Regions from separate parts of the Homo sapiens genome. Here region 2 is linked to region 1. Evidence: chromatin contacts called from ENCODE Hi-C data. All regions are on one chromosome and are shown on one strand. Each heading gives the region's core, a stretch centred on a gene start or an enhancer-like site at or near the end of the contact. The rest is flanking DNA. Distances are from core to core; before and after follow the strand shown. Region 1 holds the start of TDRD3 (tudor domain containing 3). Region 2 holds the start of ALG11 (ALG11 alpha-1,2-mannosyltransferase).

Region 1 (3,410 bases), core at 600-3,099:
AGTCAACACGTGTTCGGGACCTAAAAAATGAGACTAATCTTTCCAAAGGAGGGGGGGTCATGTTGGAAAGCAGTAAAATACTGAGTTTGTAAATGAAAATATTACTAGTGTGAAGGATCAACGCTCAACCTAATGAGAAATGGGGAGAAAGGCAAATGAAAGAGGGATCCAAGATTATTCAGGACACCCTTGTGGGTAAAAAAACTGAAAGAAGAGATTCCTATTGAACAGAAACAAAACTGAAGACAGTGTTTTTAACTCTACAATCTTTTACGCCCATGCTGTTCTGCGAAAAAACTGTAACAACAATAACGCATAAGCGTTAAAGGAACCAGGCCCAGAGCCAGGCCCTCTGTGCTCAACATTCAACTCCACCACTTTCTAGCTATGTCATTTTGGGAAAGTTACTTAACAGCTCTTTGCCTCAGTCTCCTCACCTGTAAAATGGGGTGTATAATAACACAAGTGCCTTTAAAATCAGGAGGGGCTTCTTCAAAGCACAGTTGTGATTATATCCCTCTACTGATCAAAAACTTTATTCACAAAATCAAATCCACATCTTTCACGAACCATATAGATCTTGTGTAGGTTCTGCAAAACAATAAGCGCTTCCCTGTGTCATCTCCAGCAGCTCTGTGCTAGAAAGCCTTTTCCTTACCATCTTTCCAAGTCCACTTTAGGAAAGTAACTCTCCCTCCCATTCCACAGTGCACTCATCTGTTCCTCTGTACGTACGGTTTATCACTATTCCCCCTGGTTTTGTTTGGTCTTTTAATGCCTCACTCTTTCTCCTAAAGCAGTAATTGCAGAGAGCCGTTGCAAATCTTTTTCATCCCCGTTCCTACCCTTCATCCCAGAATGTGCCTGTGCAAGCCTGGGAAAAGCGTTACTGAATTAAACGGGATGATTACAACCGTAATGGCCGCAATTCCAGAAACTGCCTAATTTCGCATAATTTTGTATTGTTTTCAAATCCTGAAAATCTTGACACGAAAGGCCTCTTAAAATCAGAACACCATCCTTTCAAGAAAAGTTCTACCGAGCACCCCCACGAGTTGACATTGCGGTCATTCTTAGCTCCAGAAGTTGTGTGTGTGCCGCGGAAGGCAGATTCACACTGGTCCACACTGTACTTTGAAATAAGGGGTAAGAAGAGGCGGCTCCGGCCGCAGCGCGGGCTGTGCTCTGCTCTGCCCTCAACTTCCTATGGGCCCGCGGGCTCCGGCCGCGTTCGTCCCTCTCCGCCGCACTTCGTTCCCAGCCCTCGCCTCCCGATCCCGCTGCAGAAACACCCCCTCCCCGGAGAAGCCGCGCGGACGGCGCTGCAGGTCCTCCCCGGCGCTCCGGTCGGCCGGGGTCTGGGCCGCCACCCGCCCGGCTCGCGGCCCCCGGCCTCTCCCCAGGCCCGCCGCCCGCCGCCCGGGGCCCAGGCCCGCCGCCCGGGGCCCAGGCCGCCGCCGCCGCCGCCTCCAGGGGACCTAGGGGAACTCGCAGGGCTCCGCGTGGCGCCGGGGGCGGAGCCGGCCCGAAGGGCCCGGGGAGAGGCCGGGGGCGGACGACAGCCTCCGCCTACCCCGACACGCACCCCGCCGCCCCCAACCCAACCTCCCTGGGGCCCCGGCCCGCACCCGCGGCCCGGCAGCCGGCGGGACTCGCCACTTACCAACCCGCCTGGGACAACGCCGCGCCGGCCACCTGGGCCATGGTAGCTGCTTAGGCCGGGGGTGGTGGGGGGCTGGGGTGGGGGTGATGGGGAGGCCTCCTACTTGAGACCCCCCCCCTTAAAAAAAAAAAAAGAAAAGAAAAGAAAAAACTCCTCTGGTCGGCTCTGCAACTGGGCATGCTCAGTGCGGCCGGCGCTTCCGCGTGCGGGTTCCGCTCGCCGCGTTTTCTGAGCGGCCGTAGGGGCCGGCCTGGTGTGGGGCTCCCAGGCTGCGGAGCTCCGGGACCTGATCCACCAAACACCGGCTGGTGGCTGGAGTCAGGACGGTTCAGGGACTTTGCCTCTTCCCCGAAGGCTTTTACTTGTTTTGGGGGGCGCTTTTCTGAGTTGCACACCTTGGAAAGTCGCGAGGAGGTTCTTCGTAGAGCAAAAGTGTGGCGTTTGCAGCGCCCACAGGCGGCCACCTCAGAGAGGGCAGGATAAGGCCTGAGGAGACTGACGGGTTGGCTGCGAGGGAACGCGTCCAGGACCGCGCTAAAAAGGTCACGTTGCGGGCAGCAAAACTCAGAGGTGTCCCCAGCCCATTCTGCACAAAAGTTTACTTTCTTATAAACACTCGTTCCCTTCACCTCGCCTTTTGGTCCGCCCGGACGCAAAGAAAAAATGCAGCTCAAGCTTTTTTGAGTCCCCGCGGGCAGATCGAGTTGCCCCAGTCGGACACCACAGTGAAAATGCCCTGGTCAGCCCAAGAAAACCTGCTTTTAGGGGACATGGGGAAATGGGGCAGTTGTGTCAGTGCTTGTTTTTCCTGTTGCCCTCCCCCTGGGACCATCCGTGTCCTAGCGCGGCCCTGCCACCTTGGCTCTGTACTGCCAGATCTGGCAACCACAGCCGCTTCCCCGCCGATGCCCTTCGCCCGCGCTGTAGAGGGCTGGGGCGCAGGGTGGGTCCCTGAGTGGGCATGCGCGCCGCCGTCGCCCAGCGGCACGGCGGACGCTACCGCGCGATTGGGCGTCCGTGACTCACGCTGGCCAATCAGAGAGGAACAGGCGGAAGGGTACGCGGGCCCAAGAGGCGCTCCCTAAAAGTTTGCTCCACCTTCTTGGTCTTTCACCTCTGCGGCGTCCCGTATTGCGGGGAAAAAGGCTTCTAAGGGGCAGCGTCCCCATCTGCCAGGTCAGGGGAAGAAGACTGTTAGGAACTTAATCCCTATCTCCGCCGCTTGCCGCTGCCCCTGCTTCTAAGGGCATCATCAAAAACAGACTTGGAGCAGAGACTGCGGAACTGGGCAGAGGCGCTCTTGGGATTGGGGAGGAAATTGGCAGTTACGGAAGGAAGGGGATAATTGCCCTGGGTGGAGCTAAAATTCCTTAATACAGATTTTTCTCATTTCAGCTGGGGTATTCCGTTTGGTCTTCCCAAAAGTCATAGTTATAAAATCGCGATGCTTTCGTTAGATGGAATGCTATTGAGATTTGCTCCCAAGTATATTGTTTAGATAATTTTAGATCACAAGTAGCTCCATCCTGTTCGCTGCAATGTGCAGTAGTATGCAGTGTTTAAGTCATACGTATGCTACAGGTATATTTCAATTTATAGTCATCGGCCATCATATACAGGAGCCAGGAATAGATATGCCATTTTAAAGGTAAATAGATGACTCAAAAATAAATTGCCAATAATTTTTATTGGCGGTTAGAATTTTCTGTTACCAATTATTTACATTTTTCAGTTAGTGTAACCTGTT
Region 2 (3,410 bases), core at 911-3,410, 8.4 Mb after region 1:
TATCTCTAAAAAAAAAATTAAAAAAAAAAAGCCCTCCAGATATTGCCAAATGCCAAATGTCTTGCGAAGGGCAAAAATCACCCCTGGTTGAGAACCAGTGGTTTACACTGCTTATATCTACCAATATTTAGCATATTAGAAATGAAAACTAAAGAACTTTAAACTTTTTATGAATTCATTTGAAAATAAAAATTCTTTCATAACACATTAACATATTTTTATTAAAAAACTATCTTTTCCAAACCAAAAAAAGAAATTTAGCAAGAAGGGTGCCAATGATTTACACTTTTTGCAAATCTTTTTAATGTCTGGCTTAACGTGAAACCAGATAGTGGCTCCTCCTTTCTGTTTCTGCATTCAATCTAGTGATATGTTGTTTTTGTTGAAGTATATGAAGAAAATTCAGGCTAACTTAGACATGTAGTAGGAAAAGGGAGTATATTTTAATATATATTGATCTTATGTTTAAAATATATTTAACTTTTCAGCTAGTTACAGATATTCTTCTCTGATGCTAGACCACATTTGACAAGTTATGCAGTTTCTTAATGTCAGTTGCAATACAGACTCTGAAACCCTATCAATGACCTTTTCACACTGTTAATTAAAATCCACTATCACTTAGTTTTATCCGCTATCACTTTTGCACTTATCAACATAGTAAAATAGGCAAATATTACATTAATGTTATTATAAAAACAGATTTGTTGAGGATCCATTGAAGGGCCTTGGGACCTGCATGGTCCATGGAGCACAATTTGAGAACCACTGCCTTAAAGGATGAACAGAGTCTGACAAAAGTGGTAAGATTTATCATTTATTTAACATTTGGAATATATGAATTCATAAAAGCAACACTACAGAGGACAGTTTGCTTTCTCAGGACACTCTTTCAAAAGCTTATTTAAAATGCAGCTGACCCATATAATGTAAAGGTTTTTCTGGCAATTCCTTCAAATAATTTAGGTGGGAAAATTCATGTGACAAGCTTTTCAAACTGAACTATTAAACATTTAACTTAAAAGCTGCATAATAACTAAAGTTAAACCTGTCCTTTAAGTCTGGTTAGTGAGTTTATTTAAACATTATAATGTAAAGCACTGAGGAATATTACGTATGACAGGGAAGAACCAAAAGGCTCTGATAACAGACTTTCTCATTCAAAATGTTTAAAGTAATGATTACAGAATTTGAAGTAGAGTGGACAAAAACGAAGAAGAAATGCCTGAACTTTTGAAAGAATTAGGTATATACTGCTATTCAGGAAGCTATGGTGTTAATTATAAATTTTCAGCCTGAACAAAAATATGTAGGTGGTAAAAAAACTAGGTAGGTAGAATATACTAGGCCTTCTGTTTTATTAGTGGAGGGCAAGGCATTTAAAATACAGTAGTACTACAACAACAAAGGTGGAAAAAAGCCTGGGAGTTTTTTCACCAAAATGTTAACAGTGGCTATCTCCGGATGGTAGCATTCCTGGGGTTTTTTCCTTTTACTTATCTATTTTCTAATTTTTCTAGAAGAAACAGCATATACACGTAATACAAATAAAATAATATTTTATGTAACTTCTTACATCATAAAAATTAAAGTAACAGATTATCAAAAAGCAGAGGATTCAACATAAGCTTTATATTTAAGTGACGTGTTAACAATGGCAGTTTTGGTGAGTTTAAGAGTAGAAACTAAGATGAGAAGGAAGATCCGGTTTCTTCTTTACCGAAAAGAGACATGATAGATTGGAAAATGTCTCGTGGCTCAATCGTAAAGAAAAATAAGGAATGAATATGAATAATTTATGACAGACTAACTGGAGTGTGAAAGGGAAAAAAAAAGCTGAAGCAGGGAAGGGAACTCGACCCCTCGGCCAACAGTGAAGCAGAAGAAAACGCGGTAAATTGAGTCTTTAAGACCTAGTCTATTCCAGTCTATATAGAAGACCCCCAAGAAAAAGAAAGACTGCTCATTGGCCTGAGAAATTACCTTAGATTCATGACAAGGAAGGCCATTTGCCCGCAAAATTTAGCTACACTGGACGGGCAAGTACCCCTACAGAAGAGAAAACGTCTGTGAGCCCACACGACCGGCTGCTCACCTCAACAACTTGCACAGGCACCAGCTCCTTTCGCCGGCCGCCATCTTCCGCCGACCCCCGAACTCAGGAAACGCTTCACTTTCCTTTTCCCTATTGGCTCCTGAGAAAGCAAGCCGTGCTCGCCCCGCCCCCACGGGCCAATTGTGCGTTACTATTGGTTACTGGTAGCCGCTTCCCACGGCCTTCCAGCCAATAGAATATGCCGAGGCGTAGACTAGTGTTCGGCGTGGCGCACACGGCTCCCGCCCCCGTGGGCGGGACAGCAGTGGGGGGTTGGGCTGAGGAGGGCGTGGCCTGTGATTGACAGCCGTCGCTCCCTCCCTCGGCCACCTCCCCCACTAGAAGCCCCCGCCTGGGCGCCTGCGCCCCCGTTCCCGGCCCAAAGCCCGCCGCCCGTTGGAGGCCATTGGCTGGCCTTTGCGCACAGCGGATCGATTTTCCAGGTGCGGAGTTCACTCTTGCCGCGGTTGCTTCCTTTGGGACCCACGGCGTCCGGCAGCCAGGCGCAGAGTCCGAGGAGGGGGCAGCGCAGAGCGGACCCGACGCGGCGCCGCCGGGCACCTTCCCCGCAGGCGGTGGGTGAGCCCTGGGAGCTGAGTCTGCGGCCCGGCTCTGCGCAGCTCACCTGCCCTCCCGCTCCCGCACACGCGTGAGATCCCAGTACAGTGTCGGAGCGCACCAGCGCGAGGTGGCCGAGACCGCGGAGGAGGACAGGCCTCCGCCCTGCGGCGCCGGCACGGCAGAGGACATTGTGGCACTGGCACGGCAGAGAACACTGTGGCACCGGCGGGGCCGGCAGTTCCAGGGTGGGCACTCCCAGCCACCTGGGGAGTGGGCGAGGGTCCGAGGCCCACTCTCCCCTCACGCTCTCATCCCCGTGCCCCCAGGTCGGGAGGACGGCGGCGCGCAACTTTGAATCATCCGTGTGAAGAGGGCTGCGGCTTCCCCGGTCCCAAATGAAGGGGCGGTTCCCGGACCCCTGTTTGCTTTAGAGCCGAGCCGCGCCGATGCCCTCACACTCTGCGCCTCCTCTCCCGGGACTTTAACACCCCGCTCTCCTCCACCGACCAGGTGACCTTTTGCTCTGAGCCAGATCAGAGAAGAATTCGGTGTCCGTGCGGGACGATGCCTGAGCAGGAGAGACAGATCACAGCCAGAGAAGGGGCCAGTCGGAAAGTGAGTTTTGTTCCCCCGCGTCCGCGCAGCGTGCTCACTCCCACCAGGAGGATTTTCCTCCCCGCGTTCGGCGCTTACTCGCCCCCAGGGGGTGCGCAGGGAAGGCCGAGCCAGACCCCAGCTCCAGGGATGTCTTGGC

Evidence for each region. A loop is a pair of places that touch in the nucleus more often than their neighbours do. Pooled maps may share reads with other maps.
Region 2: a pooled map shows a loop between it and region 1 (11-fold over the local background). The contact joins the promoter of ALG11 here to the promoter of TDRD3 in region 1. A Hi-C loop is called at or near these places in 2 of 50 pooled maps.

Annotation. Positions count from the first base shown.
Region 1 is chr13:60,395,659-60,399,068 of GRCh38, reverse strand. TDRD3 (tudor domain containing 3) reads right to left here and starts at 1,849. Exons shown (of 14, transcript NM_001146070.2): 1 at 1,664-1,849. The coding sequence starts at 1,704. RefSeq lists enhancers at 998-1,047, 1,928-2,127, 1,977-2,489, 2,198-2,527, 2,858-2,927 and a silencer at 1,218-1,787.
Region 2 is chr13:52,011,148-52,014,557 of GRCh38, reverse strand. ALG11 (ALG11 alpha-1,2-mannosyltransferase) reads right to left here and starts at 2,160. Exons shown (of 4, transcript NM_001004127.3): 1 at 2,096-2,160. The coding sequence starts at 2,139. ATP7B (ATPase copper transporting beta) reads left to right here and starts at 3,108. Exons shown (of 21, transcript NM_000053.4): 1 at 3,108-3,271. The coding sequence starts at 3,221. RefSeq lists enhancers at 1,902-1,991, 2,042-2,171 and silencers at 2,292-2,391, 2,402-2,511, 2,562-2,901.